Linked DNA regions of Homo sapiens: region 1 is linked to region 2. Evidence: chromatin loops called from intact Hi-C (ENCODE). Cell type or tissue: B cell. All regions are shown on one strand. Links, peaks and the distances in the headings refer to the core of each region. The heading gives the core; the rest is flanking DNA. Region 1 overlaps LEKR1 (leucine, glutamate and lysine rich 1). Region 2 overlaps LEKR1 (leucine, glutamate and lysine rich 1).

What was found. Peaks named below come from ENCODE experiments on the same cell type or tissue, not always from the same donor. Only the 100,000 strongest peaks of a DNase experiment are listed, where the experiment ranks them.
Region 1: it touches region 2 in a loop (1.8-fold over the local background); 2 of 110 quality-filtered maps call a loop at or near these places.

Annotation. Positions count from the first base shown.
Region 1 is chr3:156,855,424-156,868,134 of GRCh38, forward strand. The region is part of intron 3 of LEKR1 (leucine, glutamate and lysine rich 1); the gene reads left to right. Among named protein-coding and RNA genes, the nearest start is that of LEKR1, 35 kb to the left of the region's middle. In B cell, for the core only: no CTCF peak of the experiment used is centred there; a DNase peak (open chromatin) is centred at 4,368.
Region 2 is chr3:156,908,359-156,921,069 of GRCh38, forward strand. LEKR1 (leucine, glutamate and lysine rich 1) reads left to right here. Exons shown (of 13, transcript NM_001004316.3): 4 at 12,217-12,336. Among named protein-coding and RNA genes, the nearest start is that of LEKR1, 88 kb to the left of the region's middle. In B cell, for the core only: no CTCF peak of the experiment used is centred there; no DNase peak of the experiment used is centred there.

The sequences.
Region 1 (12,711 bases), core at 3,310-5,809, 55 kb before region 2:
TATATTGATTACCTATACACATATATTGACCATGTTATTGGGTTATTTGCTTATTTTTGTTTATTTGTAGGTGCTTTTAATATAATATTGGCATTATACTGTGTTTATATATGTTGTTAATATTTTCTCATGGTTGCTTGTCCTTTCACTTCATTGTATTTTTTTGCTGTATCTTTTAAAAATTTTAATAATATCCTGTGCCAGGTTCTGGTTGGTTAAGAGTTTTGTGTCAAGTTCTTTTAGTTGCAAACAATGGAAACTTATCTGACACGAACCTAAACACAAAAGAGAATTTATTGGAAGAGTATGAGGTGATAGCTCATTGAAAGAAAGGAAAAACTCAAGAACCCTGGCTTTGGAAATGGACTAGAAACAGAGCTTGTTCAGGGATCTGGGAAATCTGGGGTAAATTCACTCAACTTTTTTTTCCTTGCATCATTCCCTTCAAGATTCAAATCCCAGAAGAGTCTCACTGGCTTTACTTCTTTTATGTGACCACCCTCCAATTCCACCCCCTTAGCCTGATGAAGGGGGGAACCTTGATTGATAGGTCTATGAAGACTTCATACAATGAAAGCAAAGGTATTCACTAAAGAGAAGTTAGAGTACTGTTATCAGAAGAAGAGGGAATAGACTCACGCAAGTAGAAACAACAACATATGTTTAAAACTTATAGTATTAGAATTAGCTTTTTAATCTATTTAGTATTAATTTTGTATATAATTTGAGGTAGATTTCCAATTTCATGTTTGTTGTTTCTCAGATGTCTGGCTGTTGGCCCAATATCACTTATTAAATTCTTCATCCTCTCTCCCTTGACTTGAAATGCCACCTATTAATTTTTCTTCTAGCGTATTTCTGGACGGTCTGTTTTGTGTTATTGATTTATTGTCTATCATTGAGTCAGGGCCACACTTTTAACTACTTTAGCTTTATAATATGTTTTTGATATTTTGTAGGACAAGTGTTTGGTTTGCCTTTCAGGTTACCCTGGCTTTTTAGTATATTTTCTTTTCTGGACGAACTCTAGAATCAGCTTTTCCGATTCCATAAAACATGCTGTGTTATGATTTAGACTGGGATTGCATTTACTTTCTAGAGCAGTTATATTATCTCGATAATTGACATCTTTATAATCTTAAGGCTTCTTATCCAGGAACATGGATTCCCCATTTATTCAGATGTTCTTTAAATCCTTCAATACAATTTTATAATTTTTAAATACATCGTGTATTAGTTTAATCCTTGGACATATTTTTGTTGCTTTTGGGAAAGATGTCTTTTTATTACATTTTTTTGAATGCTATTTATTTCTGTAGCTAGCTTCCTCATTGAATTCTTTTATTAGTTGTTTGAATTTTTTAATTTTCTTGAATATTTGTTATATATGTTTATAACACACACATACCTGTAAAACAGTCACATCATATGCAAATAGTGCCTGTCATCTTTTTATTTCCAATAGTTATACCCTTTTCCTCCTTTTTCTTGTCTTATTAAATTAGATTGGACCTGTAGAACAGTGTTGAATAATAAACTTGTAGAATGCATCTTTATATTTATTTCTAATGTAATGCAATCCTGCCTAGTATGTTTCTGTTTTTAAAAGGACATCTGCTATAGGTTTCTTAAAGATACCTTTTATCAATTTAAGGAATTCTTCCTTTTATTTCTAGTTCTTTAAGTTTATTTAAAATCAGATGACTATTGAATTTTAATAAATGCTTTTCTATCTTCTATTGAGATGATCATATGATTTGTTTTCCTTTAATCTGTTAATATAGTAAATCATACTAATGGATTTTCTAATATGAAGCTAAACTTACATTTTTGATAGAAAGCCATTTTGATCATGTTACGTATTTCAGGGTTCCCAAAGTCTCATGTATTTGCTTGCCTTCTTCATGATTCTTGCCACTGCTATAAGTACTCTGCACTATTCTATTTTTCTGTGAATTATCCCTTAAATATATGTATTTCTATGCATATAGTAAGTGGAAAAACACTTATCACTTGCCATAAATAGAAGATTTAAAAAATAAGTATATAGCTACAGGTTGAGTAACTTTTATCTTTGGATAAAAGCATTGGATAAAAGTACTTTGGTCCAGAAGTGTTTTGGATTTTGAAATATTTTCAAAATACATACCAGTTGAGCATCTAATCTGAAAATCCAAAATGTGAAATGCACTAATGAATGTTTCCTTTGAAAATTATGTTGACACTCAAGAAGTTTTGGATTTTGGATAATTTCTTTATTAAAATCAAAGTGTTTTGTTTCTGTAACACTAACAAAATTGCCCATGCTAATGGTGATATGTGAAATAGTTTATGAAGAGCATTGTTCTTTTGAAATAATGCTGCTAATATTTTACATAGCTATTTGCGTCTGTGTTCACAGGTGAGGTTGGCCTATAGTTTTCTTGTGGCATACAGACTAGGTTATACTTATCTTTTCTAATAAGTTAAGAAGGCTTTTGGCTTTGGTGTGCACCAGACATCTTAAATAGCACATGAATTTTTTGTTCTTTGAAGATTTGGTAGATCTTCATTAAAAATGTATTTTGTAGGGGGAGGGTTGGTTGAATTTTGATGACCTATTATGTTTCCTCTGTAATTATTGGTTTACTTATGGATTTTTTACCTCTTTTTGAGTCAGTTTTGGAAGTGTTTTCTTGGAAAATCAAGCATTTCACTTGCATTTCAAATTTCTGGATGTTTAGTATTATAGAGTATCCTCTTATTTAGAAGCTTTCCTCTGTATCTGTTATGACTCCATTTCTCTTTCCTTGAGTAGTTTATTTGCGTTTGATTGAGAAAGAGACAAGAAAGAGAGTGAAGGACAGAGAGAGAGAGAGCTTTTTTTCCTAGGAAAATAAACAAATTTGTCTATTTTGGCCTTTTTAAAGAACCAGATTTTTGTTTAAATTAATCAAATATGTTCCTTTTTAAAATTTATATTTATCAGGCCAGGCGCGGTGGCTCACGCTTGTAATCCCAGCACTTTGGGAGGCCGAGACAGGCAGATCACCTGAGGTCAGGAGTTTGAGACCAGCCTGGCCAACATGGTGAAACCCCGTTCTCTACTAAAAATACAAAAATTAGCTGGGTGTGGTGGAAGACATCTGTAACCCCAGACACTTGGGAGGCTGAGGTGGGAGAATCGCTTGAACCTGGGAGGTGGAGGCTGCAGTGAGCCGAGAATCATGCCACTACATTCCAGCCTGGATGGCAGAGCGAGACCCTGTCTCAAAAAAAAAAAAAAAAAATCTGTTTTCTATCCTTTCTTTAATGTTTAGTTTTCTTTCTACTTACTTGAGTTGAAGTCTTTGGTTAATTTATTTTCAGTCTCTTTTTCTAATAAATAAATTTAAAGCTATTAAGTTTTCCTGTGGCAACAGTCTTTGGCAACAACAAACTTTTTGATAATAGTATTTTATTTTCATTTACTTCTAAATAAGATGAAGTTTAGTTTTTATTTGCTTTTTAATCCAAGAAATACTTGGAGGAATGTTTTTAAATTTCTAAATGGATAGGTTGTTTTTTGACTATCCTTTTATCTATGTCTATTTTTATTCCAGGTTGAAGAGAATATAACCTATTTGGGAGACCGTATTAAGAGTTTAATAAACAATAAGTTTTGGAAATATTCTGTAGTTACTCAAAAGTGTACATAGTCTCCTTTTAATGGATATAACTTTGTAATAGATCCATTAAATTACACTGGTTAATTGCAGTATTCAAATTACATATATTTGTACTTAGTTTTGTCAGTTTCACTTGAAAAATGATAAGGGAATATTGAAGTCCTTCAAAATGAATATGGATTTATCAGTTTCTGTCTATGTCAAAATTAAGTTCATGGGGGTATATAAAACCATCTTTTTAGATTTTATATGTTTTGCTGATATAGAATATCCTTCTTGACCTTAAATTTTTCTAACACTGGATTAAAAAAATTATAGTTTGTATCTTTACACTTCACAACGTTTTATACTGACTTTTTAACAAATTAATAAACTTTATTTTTTAGAGCAGTTTTAAGTTCACAGCAAAATTGAGTGGATCAGAAAGTTTTCATATAACACAGTCCCCACACTCACACAGCCTCCTCTTCACACCACAATGATACATTTGTTATAGTTGATAAAGCTACATTGACACATCATCATCATCCCAAATATATAGTTTACATTACGTTTTACTCTTGGTATTATACATTCTAAGGGGTTTGACAAATGTATAAAGACATTATCCACCATTGCAGAATACAGAATAGTTTCATTAATACAGAATAGTTTCATTCATACAGAACAGTTTCACTACCCTAAAAATACTCTGTGTTCTACTTATGCATCCTCCTTCCCCGTTAACACTTAGCAACCACTGATCTATACTGTTGGTGTTTGGCTGGAGTACGGCAAGTACTGCCAAGAATACTTTCTGTCATTCAGTCACCCTTCCCCTACTCAGCTAGGTGGATTAAATTTTTCTTGGAGCTCTTTTTTGTCTATGGCTGTTGGTGGTTCTGGGTTGGAGACTTCGACAGCACCTTGTCTGGGATATATGAGAGTCAATAAGAAAACTCATGGATTTTATTGCCTTGGTATTTATCAAGTCCGAAGGTCCCTAGGCCATCTGCCTTCTTTCCACTTTTCAGAGTCTTTCTATGCTGCTTATGTTATGTTCGGGGTGTTTCAGTTGTAAGGAGGATCTGGGAACAATGGGACTACTCCATCTTGGTGGAAATCTTGGGTTGGTTTTTTAGTCAAATTAAATATTATTTTGAGTAACTTAGAATATTTCTAAAGAAGGTAATTGGTTAAATTCTCACAAATATCAGTAGATTACAGAAGTCAGTAGTTACACAATAAAATGCATCTCTAAGTGGCTGTTAAACATTTCCTCTTCAGTTTCTCCTCCGCTTATGCCAAATTGAGACTGTCATGTGGAGAGTTAATCCACAGTAATGTAGGCTTGTTTATGAGGGACAGCACTTAAGAGTTCGGTTGGCAATTATCTCATGTTAGGTGAGCCAGATAAGTCAGTTTAGAGCAGTCAGCCCAAGGATAGGGCTACCTAAGGTAGGTACCAAAGGTCCAGAGATCCAGACTGAGTCTACAGTTTGAGACCAAATTAATGCAGAGAGTGTGTCTGAATTTACAAATGGAGAGAATTGGAGGAAATAAGTGTACCTGGCTGGAGTAGAGGGTGATGGGGCAAACAAGGCAGCTTTTGTTAGTCATTTTCCTTCCTTGCTAAACCTACCTACCTCCAACCTAGACTGGCTGGATCAGTTAGGAATACAATCTATAGTAAGTGGCTTAAATGGACAAAGGTTTATTTCTTGAAGGAAGAAGAAAGGGTATGGGCAGCTTAGTGATGTCACCAGGAACTCAATCCCTTTCTATCTCTCATTCTGTCTTGCTCAGTAAGTAGGCTTTTAGCCTTATACTGGTCTTATGATTTCATCATGGCTTCTGTATCACCAGATATCATGTTTAATTTCTAGGCAGGAATATGAAGGGGGAAGCAGTCAGGGGAAATGCTTATATTAGGAGATCAAAAACTTTTTCAGAAAGTTTCACCTTATGTGCTATTGGTCATGACTGCAGAGGAGTCTGAGGCATTGGCTGCAGGGTGTTGGCTTGTTGCTTCCTGAAACAATATCAGGTACTGTTGTAAGGAAGAAAAGGAAACAGACACTATCAGGGCCTGCCTCACTGGGCCATTAGATTTTTCTCCAGAGTATAATGTGTATGCTTAATTTCATTCACTGAGAGGAAGAAAAATAGTATCTTGAGAAAATAAATACATCAACAACTCCCTTTATAAAAGGTCTTATCTTTTATACATGTCTCATCCAGGCTTCTGCTTTTTGTACTTTTGCAGCACTTTTTGGTGTTTATGGAAGTAGTGTAAAGGGCATTTATGCTAAAAATGATTGGGACAACTTAATTTTGAATAATCAAGATTTGATAGAACAAAGAACTGATGCAGAACTGTAGTTCTTATGGGATGGGGCCTACTTCCTAGGGAACTATTTTCAATCTCTGGGGCCTTTTCAATCCCTCACATCTCTCTTGAGATTCTGATTTGCCCATTTTGGGGTGTGGTAAGAATTCCTACAGTAAAATGAGGACTGTTACTGATGGAAGTCTGCTTGGGCATAGGAACATGGGAAAGGCAGGGAAAAAACGTTGAGTACCATTGTGGAAAAACATTCATTTTCAGGCCATTGAAAAATGGCTCCAGTAGACACAGGGCCATTAAAAAATAATTTTAAATCTAGAAGTTCATATCACTTTTTTTGTCTAGATGTGTAAGTATGAATTTATTACATTGATGTTTGTGCTATGCATTACTTGAACTTTGAGGAACCTAAACAAGCTTATTTATAACATGTAGATCTAAGATCAGCTAATCTTTTTATTATCTTTTCATTTTTCTCCCACACCAACACTAGATTGTGCTCCAGACCAAAGTCCTTAGGTATAGAACATACTATTTTCTTTTATTTCTTCTCTCCATGAACATGTGCAAACAGTAAATAGAAGTTGACAGGGGTTTTTACTATCAGTATAAATAATGTTTACCTGGGTTTCCTTGTTACTAAAACTGGCAAGGTTAAAGAGATTGATACTTATTTAACAATATTGATAGACCTATGTATATGTGTATATCTTTTATTACCAGCATAACTTTGAAAGCCCTTCGTGTATAATTATGATGTTGCTGTAGCAACATGGTTACCAAAATAAGGTACATTTTTTTTCTGCTTTGTCTTTTTAAGGCATTCTTTTTCTCCCAAAGCTTTTTAATCAGCAGTTTCAGGCCCAGCCACTTATTATTTTTTCTATTCACCTTTCCACTTTGAATTTCCCTTGCTTAAAATTAGTTACTTATTATTATAACAAATAAAATAATTTTTATTGGCATAAACATAGTGGGAATTATAAGAATGAATTCGAAGGGAGGCAGTGTATGATGTGGTATAGAGTACAGGCTCTGCTAATACCTAATCCTATGACTTTGCCCCTTAATCTTTCTGTGCTTTGGTTTCATCATCTGTAAAATGGACGGAGAAAGAGCTGCTTCACAGGGATGATACACACATTACTCATTGCTTGGTAGGAATTCAGTTACCTTTCACTTCCCTCACCTTCCTTTTTCCTTTTTCTATGTTTGTTAACTAAGGTTAGTAGCATACTGTTTCTCCCTATAAACATTGTCACTTTCATACCTAACTTGGATATCTAAATATTGACTAATTTCACAAAGGAAGTTCTTGAGTCTAGGAAATATCCTAATCTCAGCTCTCCCACAATTAATTCCAATTTAATTGGTGTTTTAACCAAAGTCTAGCCCAGCTTTGGTTAAGTTCGCAGCCGGTGGAGTTCCACTCAGTGGAGTAGAGATTTTATGGAAAGCATAACTGTAGAACTTAATTATTACTTTTATTTATTATATCCCCTTTCTTTGCAGAAAGGATATGCAGTGATTTAAAAGGGCATAATAAAATTATCAACATAGGAGGGAAAAGGGAGGGAGACGTTGGACAAAAAACAAGAATTTGAATATGTCGACCTCAAGGGTCAAAAGTTAAGTTTGGCTTTCCAGCAAATCCTTTTACCTGAGCTCCAGGGATTTTCATACTCATAGCCTTTTTGTAGGAGTAGGAATAAGGCAGGGGTTGGGGAGGTGGGTTTTTTGTTTGCTTATTTAAGCAAGGCTGACTTTAACATTGGAAGAAATCCCCAGGAAGTCTAAGCGAGATAATTCAGTAGAGTAATTAGGCTCTGGTGAGAACTTCTACTATCTGTGTATCTGAAGCCAGTCCTAATAGGCAATAGGTGGCCACCCCGTCTAATGCTGGACTCCATGCTGCTCTTCATCAAGGAGGCAGCAAAATTATTTTAAAGAATGCACCTCTGGCTTGTCTTTCAGTTAGCTTTTCTCTTGACCCTCATCCCTCCACCCATCTCCTTACTGCCTCACTTACCATAACGCCTGAACAAACAAGTCAGATCATGTTATTTTAGCTTAAGAACAGGTTAATTTTTATTTGTTGCAGGTTTGAATTAATGCACCTTCACAAAAGTGGACAATTTGAATTTTTCTCAGATTCTTTACATATTATTTACATATTTATAACTGGGAACAGCTTTCAAATTGGAGAAAAATGAATTAACTCATTGACTAAAGTATGATCCACAACTCTTATATCCATTTTACAGATGGCTAAGCAAACACAAAGAGATTAAATAATGATGCTCACACAGCTGATCAAATTCTTTATCTTTCTCTTTTATATGATATCACTATTCAGGTTAGTTGAAGAAACCAAACAAATACAGCTATGGTAAGTTATGGTAGAGTGAAGAGACTGTCATTGGAGGCACCTATTTTAAAAGGACAAGGCACACCAAATCTTGAGCCTTGTCTTCTTGGACTGAAGAAACCCAGTTGTACAAAAAGCCATCCAGTGTTAGCAACTCAACCAGGGTTGGTTGAGTTGACAGAACTGTTAGGGAAGCTATCCCTAGAAACATTGTGAAGAACTCAGCAAGAAATCTTCATGTGTTATTTGCCACATTTTAAACTAAAGTGAAGATGTAGTGAGATGGAAAATTATTTTAATCAACTAAAGTGGCTCCACATTTGAAGTCACTAATTTAGACATCCCATTCTTTGTGTACTTCTCATTGTCCAACTTGATCAGTTTCATTGCGTCCTGAAGTCTGCTGATGCCTCTACCTTCTCTCTTTCTTTTTCTGTTGTCACTTTCTTTCTTATCCAGCTTAGATGCCATGTTTGTTATGTCAGTCATCCTTTGACAGTATCTTCAAGTCCCATTTACATTATCCTTCCATCGTATCAGCTGGAAAAACTCCTAATGTGGATGACTCCAGTTAACCACACTCTTCATACAAGTACCCTGGCTGCCAGGAATCTGGCAGTGCCTATTATTTCCTCGTTTTATGGTATTTTCATCTTTTCTTTCTCTACAAACTCCTTCTTTTCCAACAGTATTTCCTCAGGACTCCAAATAAACAAATGAAATCTTCACTTAAACTGAGGCATCTTCCAGATACTTTCTTAGCTCCCCCTTTTCTTGCCATTCTTACTGAATAAATTACCTGGACTTACTGCTTTCATTTTCTCACATGCATATATCCCTCAGTTCACTGTAATTTGGTTTCATTCATCAACATTTCAAAAAAAGTTCTAATTCAGATCATCATTTATTTCCATGTTACTAAATCCAAAAAGTATGCTAGTTATTTGTCTTTCTTGACTTCTTAATAGCATTTGACACAGTATTTTACCCCTTTTATCTAAAACACTCTTATTTCATATCATATTCTCATTTTTTATGTGGCCTTTCATGATACCTATTGCTTTTTATTGTCCTTTTTTGGCCTCTCCACTTCCTCCTGCTATGTAAATACTGGAGACTTCCAGGGACCTGTCCACAGCTCTCTTCCATTTTTATTCTACATTCTCTCTTCAGTTTCCAGTTGCTTTTATTCAGCCCTGAAGCTTTAGTTACCCTCTCTTGAGGTAGGCTTCTGAATCACCACTTGCACTTCTAACATTTCTTGTGAGCCCCAGACTAATCTCTTCAGCTCTCTTTTTAACATCTTCACCTGGCTGTATCACAAGCTTTAATGTGTCCCCAAGTGAACTGTTTATCCTCTTTCTACTTGTGTTCTACCTGCTACTCTTGTGTTCCTAACTTTAGCATATGTTACCCCCATCATCACTCTGCAGCATTAAGGTAGTGTTGAGGCTGGGTTTTGAATCAGATTGCCTGGATTTGAATCCTGGCTGCACCAGTTATTAGTAGCTTGGACTTGGGCAAATTACTTAAATGCCCTTTGCCTCAGTTTTCTAGTCTGTAAAACGGGAATACTAATACTACCTTTGTCATGGAGTTACTCTGAGTATTAAATGGGGGTGTGTGAGATTTGTATCTTATATAGATTTAATAAAACATATGAATGGCTTATATAATGTAATTATGATTATCATCCATCCTGAGCATTATCTTTGATTCTTCCCATATCACCTTCCTCTTAAATATTTCTTGAATCTGTCCATATGTTTATCAATTCATTCAACCACGATGCTAGTCCATTCTTTGTTTGCACATCTACAGTCATCCCTCTATCATCTCCCTCTATCATTGCCCATTTTCAATTCATTCTTTATTCTGCAACCTGGTGGTTGTGTCAGAATGCATATTTGATCATTGTATCTGTCATAGGTTCATGTTTTCTTTAGAATAAGGCTCAAAATCTTCTCTATGGTCTGAGAGTCTGGGTGACCTCTCACCCTTGGTTATCCCTCGAGCCTCACTCTCTTTCAGTCACCTTACACGTTTTTTCCTGTTTTCTAAGAGATTATCTACTTCTTTTTGCTACCTCTTTCTGCTAAGAGATTATATACCTCTTTTTTCAGGGTTTAGCTGAGATGCCAGATCATCAGGAAGACATTTGCTGACCTCTAATGGGGTTCCCATGAACATCCTTTGTTTTCCCTTTTATAATGCTCCTTAAATACAATTATTTGTTTAATGTTTGCATTCCTGGCTAAGTTCCATGAAAACCAGTCTGATTCTTTGCTTTATCTATTTCTATCACCTAACAGTGTCTGGCACATAGTAATGCTCTCAAAATATTTGTTGAATTAATTCATTTATGAGCAGATATGAAAAACGTATGCTTGCTATGTTTGAGGAATTCTCCTTTGTCTGATATTTGTAGGCAGAAGAGCTTAACTTTCTCTCTAGATGCTGGAAAGGCCAGACACTTACTTTCTAAACCTACCTTGAAATTAAGGATGACTTTCTGTGAAGGTTCTGTTCAATGAGATGTGAGTGAAAATCTGCTGGGGGGTTCTGGGAAATTTTGCACCACCTCTTTCCTTTGTTTCTTCCTTTTTCCTCTTCCTCCCCAAAATGCAGAGGACAGGCTGGAGGCAGATTGGTCTTCTTGCAATGGTGAGATTACTGTGAGGATGAGCATGACATTTTAAGAAAGACAGAAGAATTCTTAGTCGTTGATGATATCTTGGTGTCCTTGTCCCCACCCTGAAATGCCTCTCTCCAGACCTCTTACTATGTGAAAATAATTAACCACTATATCGTTAATATACTATAGTCTGGTTTCTGTTATATGTAGCCAAATGCAATCCCTGATAGGTGCATGTAGTGCTTACATAACTTATTTGGTACCTATTGATATGATGTTTTATGATTGTAAATCAGTGGGCAGATGGCTGGATGGCTGGCTGGCTGGATGGATGGGTAGGTGGATGGGTGGATGGATAGATGGGTGAGTAGGTAGATGGATGGATGGACAGCAACCAGTAGATTATAAACTACTGGAAAAGAGAGACCGTATTTTATATTTTTTGTATTCCCCTTCCCCACACCCAACTCTATGCACCCTGCATACTGTCCTTCATATAGTAAATGCCCAACAAGTGTTTCTTGATGATGATGTTGATTGAGGTTTGAAAAGGATATTTCCTTAAGAAGGGCTCTGAGTTACAGGTTTCATTTGGATTCTAAAAATGAAATCTCCTAAGAGAGAAGCCTCTGGACTTAATTTAAAGAGATACATAAACATTTGGGTCAATATTTGCTGTATCTCTGGTAATTTAGAAAATGAAATACTTTATAAAAGTCAGAATAAAGGATGTATCTTGGCAAATGGCCTTGCCAATGATGTTCAAAACAAAAGAACCATTATTAAATGAAAGGATGTCAAGTAGTATAATTCTCTGCTGAGATAGCTTATTATAAGTAAGACGACTATAAAATTTGTAGTCCAAATTGGAAACTTTTTGAGTAAAAGGAGGTGCTATCAGTAATTATTCTTGAACAATAAACTCAATCTGGAACTGTCCTAGGACTTATGATTAATTTTAAGAAAATAACTCATTTCTATATGTCAAAAAAGTCTACAATTTTGATATAGATTTGAGTCATTAGGTTGGTGCAAAAGTAACTGAGGTTTTTGCCAATAGTATGAAACTCTCTGAGGCCATTCCCTTTTCAGTATTTTGTACATGTTTTTCCCCCTGGCCAAAATAAACTACCCATTTGATTTTTCTCTTTGTGGTTAAATTATTTTTATACTTCAAGATTCTTCTTTTTTATATTGTTACCTCCGGTTACTCCAGTCCACAATAATCTCTTTTTGATATTGGATAGCACTTATATTTTTAAACATGCAGCAAATAGGTATATACTGTCTTATTTTGTATTTTGTGTGTGTGTTTGTGTTCTTAAGTCTCAGCTTTTAAATATGTCACTATCTTTCAGAATAGAAACTATATCTTTATCTGCCCTTGTATTACCCACAGGATCTTGCATAATGGTAGGTGCATCGTAGGTGTTAAATAATATGCTGAGTTATTGAGATATGTGAGATAAGTCATGAAGCCAAGATTTTTATACTATATTTCATTTTTATTTTACCACTGTACATAACATAGGAATATTTATATACCTACTGGAAGGTACTGAGCTTATGTGTTGTTGTATATTGTAAATGATTTCCATGTCAAGAAAGGAGAAATGGCAACAGTGTAACTCTTGCTGATACCTCTGTTTTCCATTAACAATAATGCATGTATGCCTATAGATGACTGTCTGCCATGAATTGCATCATTTATACTGGCTTTTAATATGCCTCCCGG
Region 2 (12,711 bases), core at 5,350-7,849:
TCATTCACTCGTTCCTTCTACATGTATTAATTGGAAATTTTCTGTGTAATAAAAGAGCTGTCTTTTATTACTCAATTGTTCATTCAGTTATTTATATCAGTGTGGACTCATTCACTTTAATTTTTTGGGTTATAATCCAATACTATCATTATTTTATTGCTTGATTCTTCTTGTTTTGGACATTAGTAGCTCGCTTAGGTCAACATGTGCCCTTTTAACCTGCCTCTGTCCTCTGTTGAGCTCTTCTTTACTTTCTGGCATCACAAAATGTTCTAGGCTTATCTTGAAGTTTTCTTGCCTCAGCACTGGAATCAACCAGTTTTCTAAAATGCCCTGATTTCTTTAATTGGAGAATGATATTTAGAAACCAGCATCTGGGGATTGGGTATGTTCATTGTTACTTTGCTTCTGAGCTTTCATTTTTTTTGTCATTTGTACCCTTCTCTTGGGTCATAACACTAAGAATATTCATTATTTGTTCTTTAATAAATGAATTTAAGGCCATGCATTTACATCTTGGTACTTGATATGGTTTGGCTGTGTGTCCCCTCCCAAATCTCATCTTGAATTGTAGCTCCCATAATTCCCACATGTTGTGGAAGGGACACAGTGGGAGATAATTGAATCATGAATCATGGGGGCAGTTTCCCCCATACTGTTCTTGTGGTAGTGAATAAGTCTCATGAGAGCTGATGGTTTTATAAGGGGAAAACCCCTTTCACATGGTTCTCATTCTCTCGTTGCCGGCCACCATGTAAGATATCCCTTTGCTCTGCCTTCATCTTCCACTATGATTGTGAGGCCTCCACAGCCATGTGGATCTGTGAGTCAATTAAACCTCTTTCTTTTGTAAATTACCCAGTCTTGAGTATGTCTTTATCAGCAGAGTGAAAATGGACTAATACAGTACTTTTATATGTAGTGCTTCCATTATCCTTTATTTCTAAATAGCTTGTAATTTCCATTTTTATTTTCTATTTGGCCCAAGGATTATTAGATGTATGTTTAAATTTTCATTGCTGGTGGGTCATGCCTGCAATCCCAGTACTTTGGGAGGCCAAGGAGGGCTGATCACGAGGTCAGGAGATGGAGATCATCCTGGCTAACACGGTGAAACCCCATCTCTACTAAAAATACAAAAATTTAGCTGGGTGTGGTGGCATGCGCCTGTAGTCCCAGCTACTCAGGAGGCTGAGGCAGGAGAATCGTTTGAACCCGGGAGGCAGAGGTTACAGTGAGCCGAGATCACGCCACTGCACTCCAGCCTGGGAGAGGCGACAGAGTGAGAGTCTGTCTCAAAAAAAAAAAAAAAAAGAAATCTTCAATATCTTTACCTATTTTTATGTTATTGTGATCCTTTCCATTTCTGTGAGAAAAGTATTAATACATCCCATTATGATTAGTAATTTGTTTTCATTGGATTTTTTAACAGATTTTTAAAAATATATTTTGGTGCTATGTTATTTTTCTTGGTGCATTGGGCTTTTTATAAAGATGAAAATTTCTTTGTTCCACTTAATGCTTTTGCTAATTTTTAACACTAACATATATATGTTATCATTTTAAAAAGCATTTTTCTGGACTATACTTTTATAGCTCTTTATTTTCTACCTTCCTTTGTCAAGTTTTTAAAGATGTGAATCCTAAAAACAATGTTTGGTTAACTCCTTTCTCTTAGTATGCTAAGAGAAATAAGAGAAGTCCTTGCCAAGGTATTAAGTGGGGATGAAAAAAGAGGATTCCTTAAAAATCTATTCTTTTCCCAATTAGGCAGAGGTTTTATTGTTATTACTATTTTAGATTCAGGGGGTACGTGTGCAGGCTTGTTACATGGGTGTATTGCGCGATGCTAGGCTTTGAGGTATGAATAATTCTGTCACCCAGGTAGTGAGCATAGTAACTAATAGTTTGTCAGCCCATACTGCTCTCCTTCCCTCCTTTCTCTAGCAGTCTCCAGTGGCTATTGTCCCATGCATATTTAGTCTTTAGCTCTCACTTGTAAGTGAGAACATGTGGTATTTGATTTTCAGTTCCTGTATTAATTTGCTTAGGATAATGGTTTCCATAACAATAGACACTGTGGGAGATAATTGAATCATGGAGGGATTACTAGGGGTTGGGCTGAAAAACTAACTGTTGGGTACTGTGGTCAGCACCTGAGTAACGGGATCATTTGTACCCAAAACCTCAGCATCACCCATATGTCTAGGTGACAAACCTGCACATATATGCCTTGCATCTAAAATAAAAGTTGGGAGGGAAAATGATAATGGACTCCAGCTGCATCCATGTTGCTGCAAAGGACATGACTTCATTCTTTCTTATGGCTACATAGTATTCCATATATTCCATAGTGTATGTGTACCACATTTCTTTATCCGGTCCATCACTGATGAACACCTAGGTTGATTCCGTGTCTTTGCTATTGTGAATTAGTGCTGTGATGAACATGTCTTTTTAGTAAAACAATTTATTTTCCTTTGGGTATATACCCACTAATGTGGTTGCTGGGTTGAATTCTAGTTCTGTTTTAAGTTCTTTGAGAAATCTCCAAACTGCTTTCCACAGTGGCTGAACTAATTTACATTCCCACCAACAATGTATAAGCATTCCCTTTCCTCTGCAGCCCGGCCAGCATGTTATTTTTTGACTTTTTAATAATAGCCATTCTGACTGCTGTGAGATGGTATCTTATTGTGGTTTTGATTTACATTCCTCTAACGACTAGAGATGTTAAACATTTTTTCATATGTTTGTTGGCTGCTTGTATGTCTTCTTTTGTATGTCTTCTTTTGAGAAATATTTTTTCTCAAAAAATTTTCTTTGAGAAATATTTTTTTCTCAAAAAATTTTCTTTGAGAAATATTTTTTCTCAAAAAATTTTCTTTGAGAAATATTTTTTCTCAAAAAATTTTCTTTGAGAAATATTTTTTCTCAAAAAATTTTCTTTGAGAAATATTTTTTATGTCCTTTGTCCACTTTCTAATGCGGTTATTTGTATTTTTCTTGTTGAATTGTTTAAATTCCTTATAGATTCTGGATATTAGACTTGTTGGATGCATAGTTTGTGAATGTTTTCTCCCATTCTCTATGCTGTCTGTTTACTCTGTTGATAGTTTCTTTTGCTGTGCAGAAGCTCTTTAGTTTAGTTAGGTCCCTTTATCAATTTTTGTTTTTCTTTCAGTTGCTTTGAAGAGTTAGCTGTAAATTCTTTGGAAAAACTGATGTTGAGAAGGCTATTTCCTAGGTTTTTTTTCTAGGATTTTTATAGTTTGAGGTCTTACATTTAAATCTTTAATCCATCTTGAGTTAATTTTTGTATATGGTGAGAGGTAGGGGTCCAGTTTCTTTCTTCTGTATATGGCTAGCCAGTTATCTCAGCACTATTTGTTAAGTAGGGGGTTCTTTCCCAATTGCTTTTTTTTGTCGACTTTGTCAAAGATCAGATGATTGTAGGTGTGAGGCTTTTTTTCTGGGTTCTCTATTCTGTTCCATTGGTCTATGTGTCTGTTTTCATACCAGTACTATGCTGTTTTAGTTACTGTAGCCTTATGGTATAGTTTGAAGTCAGATAATGTGATGCCTTTGGCTTTGTTCTTTTTGCTAGTATTGCTTGGGCTATTAGGGCTCTTTTTTTATTCCATGTAAATTTTAGGATTTTTTTTCTTTTTCATTTTTTGATACATTGATATATTTTGTTAAATTGCTTTCCTGAAATGTACCAATTTATACTCTATTTTCTCTGGAGCCTAGAGTATAATCATTGTAATTTCTTTCAAAAAAATTTTTTTATTTCAATAGCTTTTGAGATACAAGTGGCTTTGGGTTACATAAATAAATTGTATAATAATGAATTTTGAGATTTTAGTGTACCTATCACCTGAGTAGTGTACATTGTACCCAATATGTAGTGTTTTATCCTGTGCCCCTCTCCCAGCCTCCTCCTTCTGAGTCTCCAGTGGTTTTCTAGCCACTGGGATAATATTCCAGGAAGGAGTGTAGCTGCCTCTGCTGCACAGTAGAGTTCGCATAAGGAGTGGGGGGTAGCAGGTGGCAGTATGTCTCACCCAGCTCCTATGCACTGGGCAAGGCAGGTTTCTCACTTGCAGTATTCACTTACAGTAGCTAGTTAAATTCCAGACAGCCTATGCTCAGAACTCAAAACTGTCCCAGGCCCTGCCTATCTGCTGTCAAAGTCCAGGCACCCAGTTCCTGTGCCTGTGGCTACTGCACACTTCCCACTCACGCCTGGGTTCTGGCCAAGGGAGTTCATCCCCACTCGAGGATTGTATTGTGAATTTCAGTTGGTAGCTTCTTTCAACCTGCCACCACTGTTTGAATTAATTGGCAGACTTTCATGAGGTTCCCTTTTTATATAGAATCAGGCGTGGCTTCCCTTGGTCCATACTAGAGACTGGGAATGTGCGCAAGGCTCTTCATTGTGCTGCTCTTACTTTTATATGTCCCACCACTCACTATATCAGTTCCAGTGCTGTGTAGGGTTAAGGCTACACAGGTTCCCTGGTATGAGTTTATATCCTGGAGGCAGACTCCCCTACCTCACACTCTGAGGACTTATAGTTTTTTACCTGGCTCATAGTGTAGGCTGCAGCCTGCTGCTTCTTTCAAAGGGCCTGTGATTTCCTTCCATTTTCCTATTAAGGTCCTGCATTGCTTCTTGGAAAAAAGTTAACAGTGTGAATCTCTACTCACTATTTTGACTTTGCAAGTGGAAGAGGCATTCTAACACTGCTTCTAGTTTGCCGTCTTGGAAAATAAAATAGAATAGCTTTTTTCTATTTCTGTGAAAAATGACATTGATAGTTTGATAGGGATAGCACTGAATCTATAAGTTTCTTTTTGCAGTATGGCTATTTTAACGATATTGATTTTTTCAATCCATGAGCATGGAATATTTTTTCATTTATTTGTGTCATGTCTGATTTCTTTCAGCAGTGTGTTGTAGTTCTTGCAGAGATCTTTCACCTCCTTGATTAGATGTATTCCTAGGTATTTCCTTTTTCTGTGGCTATTGTAAATGGGATTGTGTTGCTAATTTGGCTCTCCACTAGAATATTATTACTGTATAGAAATGCTACTGATTTTTAATTTTTTAAAGGTGTATTTAGGCTTCTAGATGTTCTTTCCCACCTGACCTGCTCAAAACATATAATTAACTTTCCCTGAAAGAATTCTGGATGTTGTATCTCTGATCTCAGTGGTACTAGCTGTAGCTAAGGATAGAGAGTGGTAAAAGGGAGGTGGTGAAATGAAAATAAAGAAATTAAGTAAAAGTTGACTTTTGGAATAATGGCATCATATCCCCTGAAATGGCACAAGTGCTTTCCCTTAATTCCCAGAACTTTGTCAAGAGATTGGGAGAATGTCTGGTAAAGAGGAAATATCCAGAGATTTTATCAAAATAACTATTTGCTCACCTGATCATCCCAGAATAAATCTTGTCATTTAACAATTTCTGCACACACACAGAAGCTTATAGGCAGCATTTCAGTCCTTTGTTTTTAATTTTTTTAGGAGAAAATGATAAAATAAATACTCATTTACACAGATTTTAAAATTATCAAGATTTTATTATTTTATCATTTCTTTTCTTTACTGAAGTATTTTAAGGCAAATCATAGTCTCCTAGTCTATGTGCTATTTTATCTTTACTTACTTCACTGTGATGTGACTTTTTAAAAACATAATCACAATATTATCATTCCAAAATTAGCAACAGTTCCTTGGTATTCTCTAATTCCCAGTCCATAATTAAATTTTCTCAATTCTTTAAAAAAATTTTTTACTGTCATTTAAAAAAATATTTTAAGTTCTGTGATACATGTGCAGAACGTGCAGGTTTGTTACATAAGTATACACATGCCATGGTGGTTTGCTGCACCCATCAACCCATTATCTACGTTAGGTATTTCTCCTAATGCTATCCCTCCTCTAGTTTCCCCACCCTCAACAGGCCCTGGTGTGTGATGTTCCCCTCCCCGTGTCCATGTATTCTCATTATTCATCTCCCACTTATGAGTGAGAACATGAGGTGTTTGGTTTTCTGTTCCTGTGTTAGTTTGCTGAGATTGATGGTTTCCAGCTTCATCCATGTCCCTGCAAAGGACATGAACTCAACCTTTTTTATGGCTGCATAGTATTCCATGGTGTATATGTGCCACATTTTCTTTATCCAGTTTATCATTGATGGGCATTTGGGTTGGTTCCAAGTCTTTGCATTGTGAACAGTGCTGCAAAGCCGCTGTCAATTTGTTTTAATTGAGTTTCATGCAAGGTCCATATGTCATATTTAGTTATTAAATTTCTTGCTTCTCTTTTATCTATGAAGGCCTCTCTTCCTTTTTTCCCTTTGTCTTAATTAGCTTGTTGTAGAAACCAGTCCAGTTGTGCTTCTAGTACCTCATTTTTTAAAATTACGCTTTTATTTTAGGTTTGGGGTACATGTACAGGTTTGTTATATAGGTAAACTTGTGTATGGGGGTTTGTTGTACAGATTACTTCGTCACCCAAGTACTAGGCCTAGTATCCAATAGATATTTTTTCTTATCTTTTCCCCCTTCCACCCTCCACTCTCAAGTAGGCCCCAGTGTCTATTGTTCCCCTCTTTGTGTCCATCCATCCTCATCATTTGGCTCCCACTTATAAGTGAGAACATGTGGTATTTGCTTTCCTATTGCTGTGTTAGCTTGCTAAGGATAATGGCCTCCAACCCCATCCATGTTCCTGCAAAGGACATGATCTCATTCTTTTTTTATGGCTGTATCCAATCTGTCGTTAATGGGCATTTAGGTTGATTTTGTGTCTTTGATATTGTGAATAGTGCTGCAGTGAACATACGCATGCAAATGTCTTTATGGTAGAATAATTTATATTCCTTTGCGTTTATACTCAGTAATGGAATTGCTGGGTTGAATGGTAGTTCTGTTTTTAGGTCTTTGAGGAATTGCTACACTGCTTTACAATATGGTTGAACTAATTTACACTCCCACCAAGAGTGTATAAGCATTTCCTTTTCTACATAACCTTGCCAGCATCTGTTATTTTTTTTTTGACTTTTTAGTGATAGCCATTCTGACTGGTGTGAGATGATATCTCATCGGTGTTTTGATTTGCATTTCTCTAATGATCAATTATATTGAGTTTTTTTTCATATGCTCATTGGCCACATGTATGTCTTCTTTTGAGAAGTGTCTGTTCATGTCTTTTGCCCACTTTTTAACGGGGTTGTTTGTTTGTTTTTTTTCTTGTAAATTTGAGTTCCTTATACATGCTGCATATCGGGCCTGTTTTAGATGCGTAGTTTGTAAATTTTGTCTTCCATTCTGTAGGTTGTCTGTTTACTCTGTCGATAGTTTCTTTTGGTGTGCAGAAGCTTTTAAGTTTACTTAGATCAAATTTGTCAATTTTGGCTATTGTTGTGATTGCTTTTGATGTCATTGTCAAGAAATCTTTACCTATTCCTATGTCCAGAATGGTATTGCCTAGGTTGTCTTCCAGGTTTTTTATAGTTTTGGGTTTTACATTTAAGTCTTTAATCCATCTTGAGTTAATTTTTGTATACGGTGTATGGAAGGGGTTTAGTTTCAATCTTCTGCATATGGCTAGCCAGTTACCCTAGCACCATTTATTGAATAGGGAGTCTTTTCCCCATTGCTTGTTTTTGTCAGCTTTGTCAAAGATCAGATGGTTTAGGTGTGTGTTCTTATTTCCGAGCTCTCTCTTCTGTTTCATTGATCTATGTCTCTGTTTTTGTGCCAGTACTATGCTGTTTTGCTTACTGTAGCCCCGTAGCATAGTTTGAAGTTGGATAGTGTGATGCTTTTGGCTTTGTTCCTTTTGCTTAGAATTGCTTTGTCTATTTGGGCTCTTTTTTTTTGTTCCATATGTATTTTAAAATAGTTTTTTTCTAGTTCTGTGAAGAATATCATTGTTAGACAGGAATAGTATTGAATCTCTAAATTGCTTTGGGTGGTATGGACATTTTAATGATACTGATTCTTCCTATCCATGAGCATGTGATGTTTTTCCATTTGTTCATGTCAGCTCTGCTTTCTTTGACCAGTGTTTTATAATTCTCATTGTAGAGATTTTTTACCTCCCTGGTTAACTGTTTTCCTATTCAGTTTGTTTTGTGGTCATTATGAATGAGATTGCATTCCTGATTTGGCTCTTGGCTTGGCTGTTGTTGGTGTATAGGAATAGTAGTGATTTTTGTATGTTGATTTTGTATCCTGAAACTTTGCCAAAGCTGTTTATCAGCTGAAGGAGCTTTTGGGCTGAGACTATGGAGTTTTCCAGATATAGAATCATGTCATCTGCAAACAGGGATAGTTTGACTTCCTCTCTTCCTATTTGGATGTACTTCATTTCTTTCTCTTGCCTGATTACTCTGGTCAGAACTTTCAATAATATGTTGAATAAGAGTAATGAGAGAGGGCATCCTTGTCTTGTTCTTGTTTTCAAGAGGAATGCTTCCAGCCTTTGCCTATTCAGCATGATGTTGGTTGTGAGAGTACTTCATTCTTGATTATGAACAGACAATAAAGGATAATCAGCCTTCTGAGCAGAGCCTCAAACATGAAAGTCAAAAAGTAAAACAAAGAAAGAGTCTCAAAGAGAAACAGAAGCAATGCAGCAAACTGAAGAAAACTTCAAAAACACACTAGAATTGATATCCTCAAAGAAATACAAATTGTATTCATGGGACAAGAAAAGGGGCAATTAAAAAAGGCCTTTTGGAGAATAAGAAAGAAATTTTGGTAGTTAGAATGTGATAGCAGAAGTTAAAACTTTAATAGGATGGAAGATAATGAAAGAACAGAAAGTTAAAAGTGGTAAAATGGTAGAGAAAGGATAAGAAAGCTAAGAGATCTGTTCAGGAAATTCCACAACTAAAATAATAGAAAGATGTTCCAGACAGAAACAGAAAATTGACAGGAAAGCATCATTCTCCCTAGGGTAAATTTCTGAAAACTAAAGAAATCAGTTTCTAAAGCAAGTACTCACCAAGTGCCCAGCACAGAGAATGACAAAAGATTAACATGATGATACATTGTGATCAAATTGAAGAAACCCAAGTGAAAAGTAAAAAATTTTCTTTCAGAAAAAGCTTCTGAAGCAGGGGGAAGGGTGGGGGGCCCACCATATATCACACAAAGAAATAGAAATGGGAATGTCATTGGATTTCTCAGCAGCATCACTGGAAATTAGGAAACAATGGAATGGTGTCCTAATCTTCTGCTGAATATTTTTAAAATATGTGATTTTCTATTCAGCCAAACTGTTCCATCTGAGATAAAATAACATGTTCAGACATCCAGAGTCTCAAATTTACTGCCAATGCACAGGACATTTCTGGATGATTTGCTCCTAGGAGTAAACCAAGAAGGAATAAAACTTTGGAACCAGGGTATAGGAGAATTGACATGAAAGAGAGATGAGGACAGTTCCTGAAGTGATGGAGAAGGGAAGTCTTATGATGACAGCTGTGTAGTCAAACCAGAGCATAAACCAGACTATAGCAGGGGAATAGAAAGCTCCAGGAAGGCTACCTCCTGGTAAAGAAATGATTTGGAAAGATTATCTGCTGTGTCTGAAGGTGTCAGGAGAAGAATTACCTCTCTGTCAAAGATGGAAGAAGAGTAAATGATGGTACCCAGAAAACTACGAAAGAAGAAAAGGAGACAATTTTTAATTCCAGAGACAACAAAAAGTTATACAAGAAAGAAATATAATCATGGCATTATATGTTGCTCACAAGTGAATAACAATGTGAATACTAAATATAATTTAATAAAAAGTGCTGATTTAACTATATTGGGAGGATTAAGAGAAAAGTATGTAGATATGTATAGGAGGGTCAATTCTTATTAGCTACCTACCCCAACATCCATTTTGCCTTCTAAGTAACAGAATATATCTGGGGGCTAATCTTTAAAGGACGACACCTTCCATCTGCATGTGCAGCTAAGTATGGCCATGTATCTAAGTTCAGTAGAAGTATTCAGTGGTACTTTAAGGAAATTGGCTTAAAACGGATGGAGTAGGCTGTTATTCTCCTGTTCCTGGCCTGGAATGGGAATGTAATGATTGAAGCTTTCACCACCATCATGGACTATGAGAATAAAGTACAGATACCAAAGATGATAGACCAGAGAGTTGGAAGGATATGAGGCCCTATATGATATTAGCACTGAACTGATTACCAATGCATTTGTTTTATGTGAGATTATATATATATTTATGCCATCATATTCAGGTGGCAATTATATGTAGCATAACTAGATCTTAACTGATATGTATCACTAAATAATATATAAAATTAAATATTAGGAAATATCAGTGTAAACATGTTAGTAATATGGAGGTAAATACTAGGAGAAACAGGAAAAAAACATTAAAAGTAGTTGCCTTTGGCAGTGGGAATTGGGGTAGAAGCACATGGTTACTATTTTTTTAATAACCCTTTTAGTCATTGTTACAGTTTGGATGTGGTTTGTCTTCACCAAAACTCATGATGAAATTTGAGCCTCAAGGCAGCATTGTTGCGAGGTACGGCCTCATCGGAGGTGTTTGGGTCATAGGGGCAGATTCCTCATGAATAGATTAATCCCCTCCCTTGTGAGTGAATGGAGTTTTTGCTCTGGCAAGAATGGATTAGTTCCCAAGATAGCAGGTTGTTAAAATACGAGAGAGAGGTGCATGGCCACCGGCTTTCAGCCCATTGTCCTTGTTCTTTGGCTTGCAAATCGAGAGTACCCTCCAAATCACTTGACTTTCCTTTTCTCAGAGTTGTAGCTCTCCAGAGATGTCCCCAGATGCTCCACATTAAAGATACATCCTTTCATTGCTTTTCCCCCCAGCAATTATGAAGTGTTTACGAGAGAACTAATTCACATTGTCATGGCTGGAAATATTCTCTGATGCTCAACTCCCCTAATCTATAGATTGAATTGGTTTAAGGTCTACTTTGTATTACGAGCATTGTTGTTCCTCCTTGATAGTGACTCTGTTCTTGGTTCAGGTGGACAGCTACTATGCTGCCATTAAAAACCAACTAGGTGGGAGCTTATTCCTCTGCTGAATTGTGCAGTGACTGGTCTCACCCAAGACTTTCATGTGTGAAGAAGCACCTTCTTTTTATCAGGAAATTTCTAGTATTTCCTGTTATTCACAGCTGAATGTAATGCCTCAGTTCATTTTCAATTGTTTGATTATATGTGATAAAAAATGTGTTTTCTTGGCAACCAATATTTCTGTACATTTATATTAGAAATAGATTAATAACTGTTTATAGCAACTACATGCTAACAAATCTTATTGTCTTTTTAATTAATTAAGCTAAACATCCCATTGCCATGATGTATTAGATCAAGTTTATAATGTTACCATGTTATTCTTTGGACGTTGTGAGTTAGTGTTACCATGTGGATAAAATGTCAGACATCTTTTTCCTCATGTAAATTTTACTTTTCATGTTTATATACTTACAGTTTTAATTTTGATCCTAAGTTTTCATTCATTCATTATACCAAAAGTTAACTCATGTTCTTCCAAATGACTTCTTACCGAAAGCCACACACAAAAAAAGAGTTTGGCTTCCTTGATTTTTTTTCTCTCTTGCTTCCTCTCTCATCACGTGATCCCTTTGCACATGCCCCTTTCCACTTTCTGCCATAAGTGGAAGCAACATGAGGCCCTCGCTTGATGCAGCTATCCAATCTTGAATTTTCCAGTCACCAGAATCATGAACAAAGTAAACCTTTCTTTCTTTATAAATTACCTAGCCTCAGGTATTCTTTTACAGCAACACAAAATGGACTAAGGCAGTAATATTTGACATTTTAAATTTGAACATGTATTACTTTAAATGAAATTAAATTAATATTTTTAGTTGTGATTAATATTTATGTTCATTGTAAACAGTTGAACAATACAACAGAATATAGATAAAAAGTTCTGCCTCTCTTCAATATTCTTTACTTTTTCCCCCTGCCCATAAATTCCACTCTCCTCCCCAGGATTTGGTGCCCAAGATTTGGTCTCTCCATATTTTTTCTGTACATTCATATAGCATATATAAGAGACATAGTTTCTTCTTCTACTCCTTTTTATTAAAAGTAAGTATATTTAAATGTTAACTTGAAAATTGTACATATGAGAGAATACTTAAGGAATGTTTGTTTATATTTTTAGAATTTACGATGTAGGCATGCAGTTAAAAAGTCAACAAAATGAATTTCAGAAAGTAAAGAAACAACTGAGTCATTTGCAAGATGAGCTAAAAATTAAATATAGACAATCATACATCTTCAGGTAAGATTAAAGAACTGAAAATTATAAAGATTGAAAAGATATGCTTAATACTAACTTTGTAAATAGCCAAACACATTTTAGTAATATGGTTTCTATATCTGGTGTGATTGAGAAAAGTGAAACAGCATTAGGTTTTCTTTTTTCTTTTTTAAACCATTATCTCAATGAATAGTGTTGCTAATTAAATTTAAATTAGGCATATACCTTGTTCTATTAGTGCCTTGTTACTGTTCTTATTTTGTGGTGGCATTTAGAATGAAAGCACGGTAACTAATTTCCCTCTTCACCAATATTTCTTGGTGTATTTGATCCTCTGAGTGATAGTCCAGTGACAAGAAAAGTAATAGAATAAGAAAACTTCCTAAATAATATTAA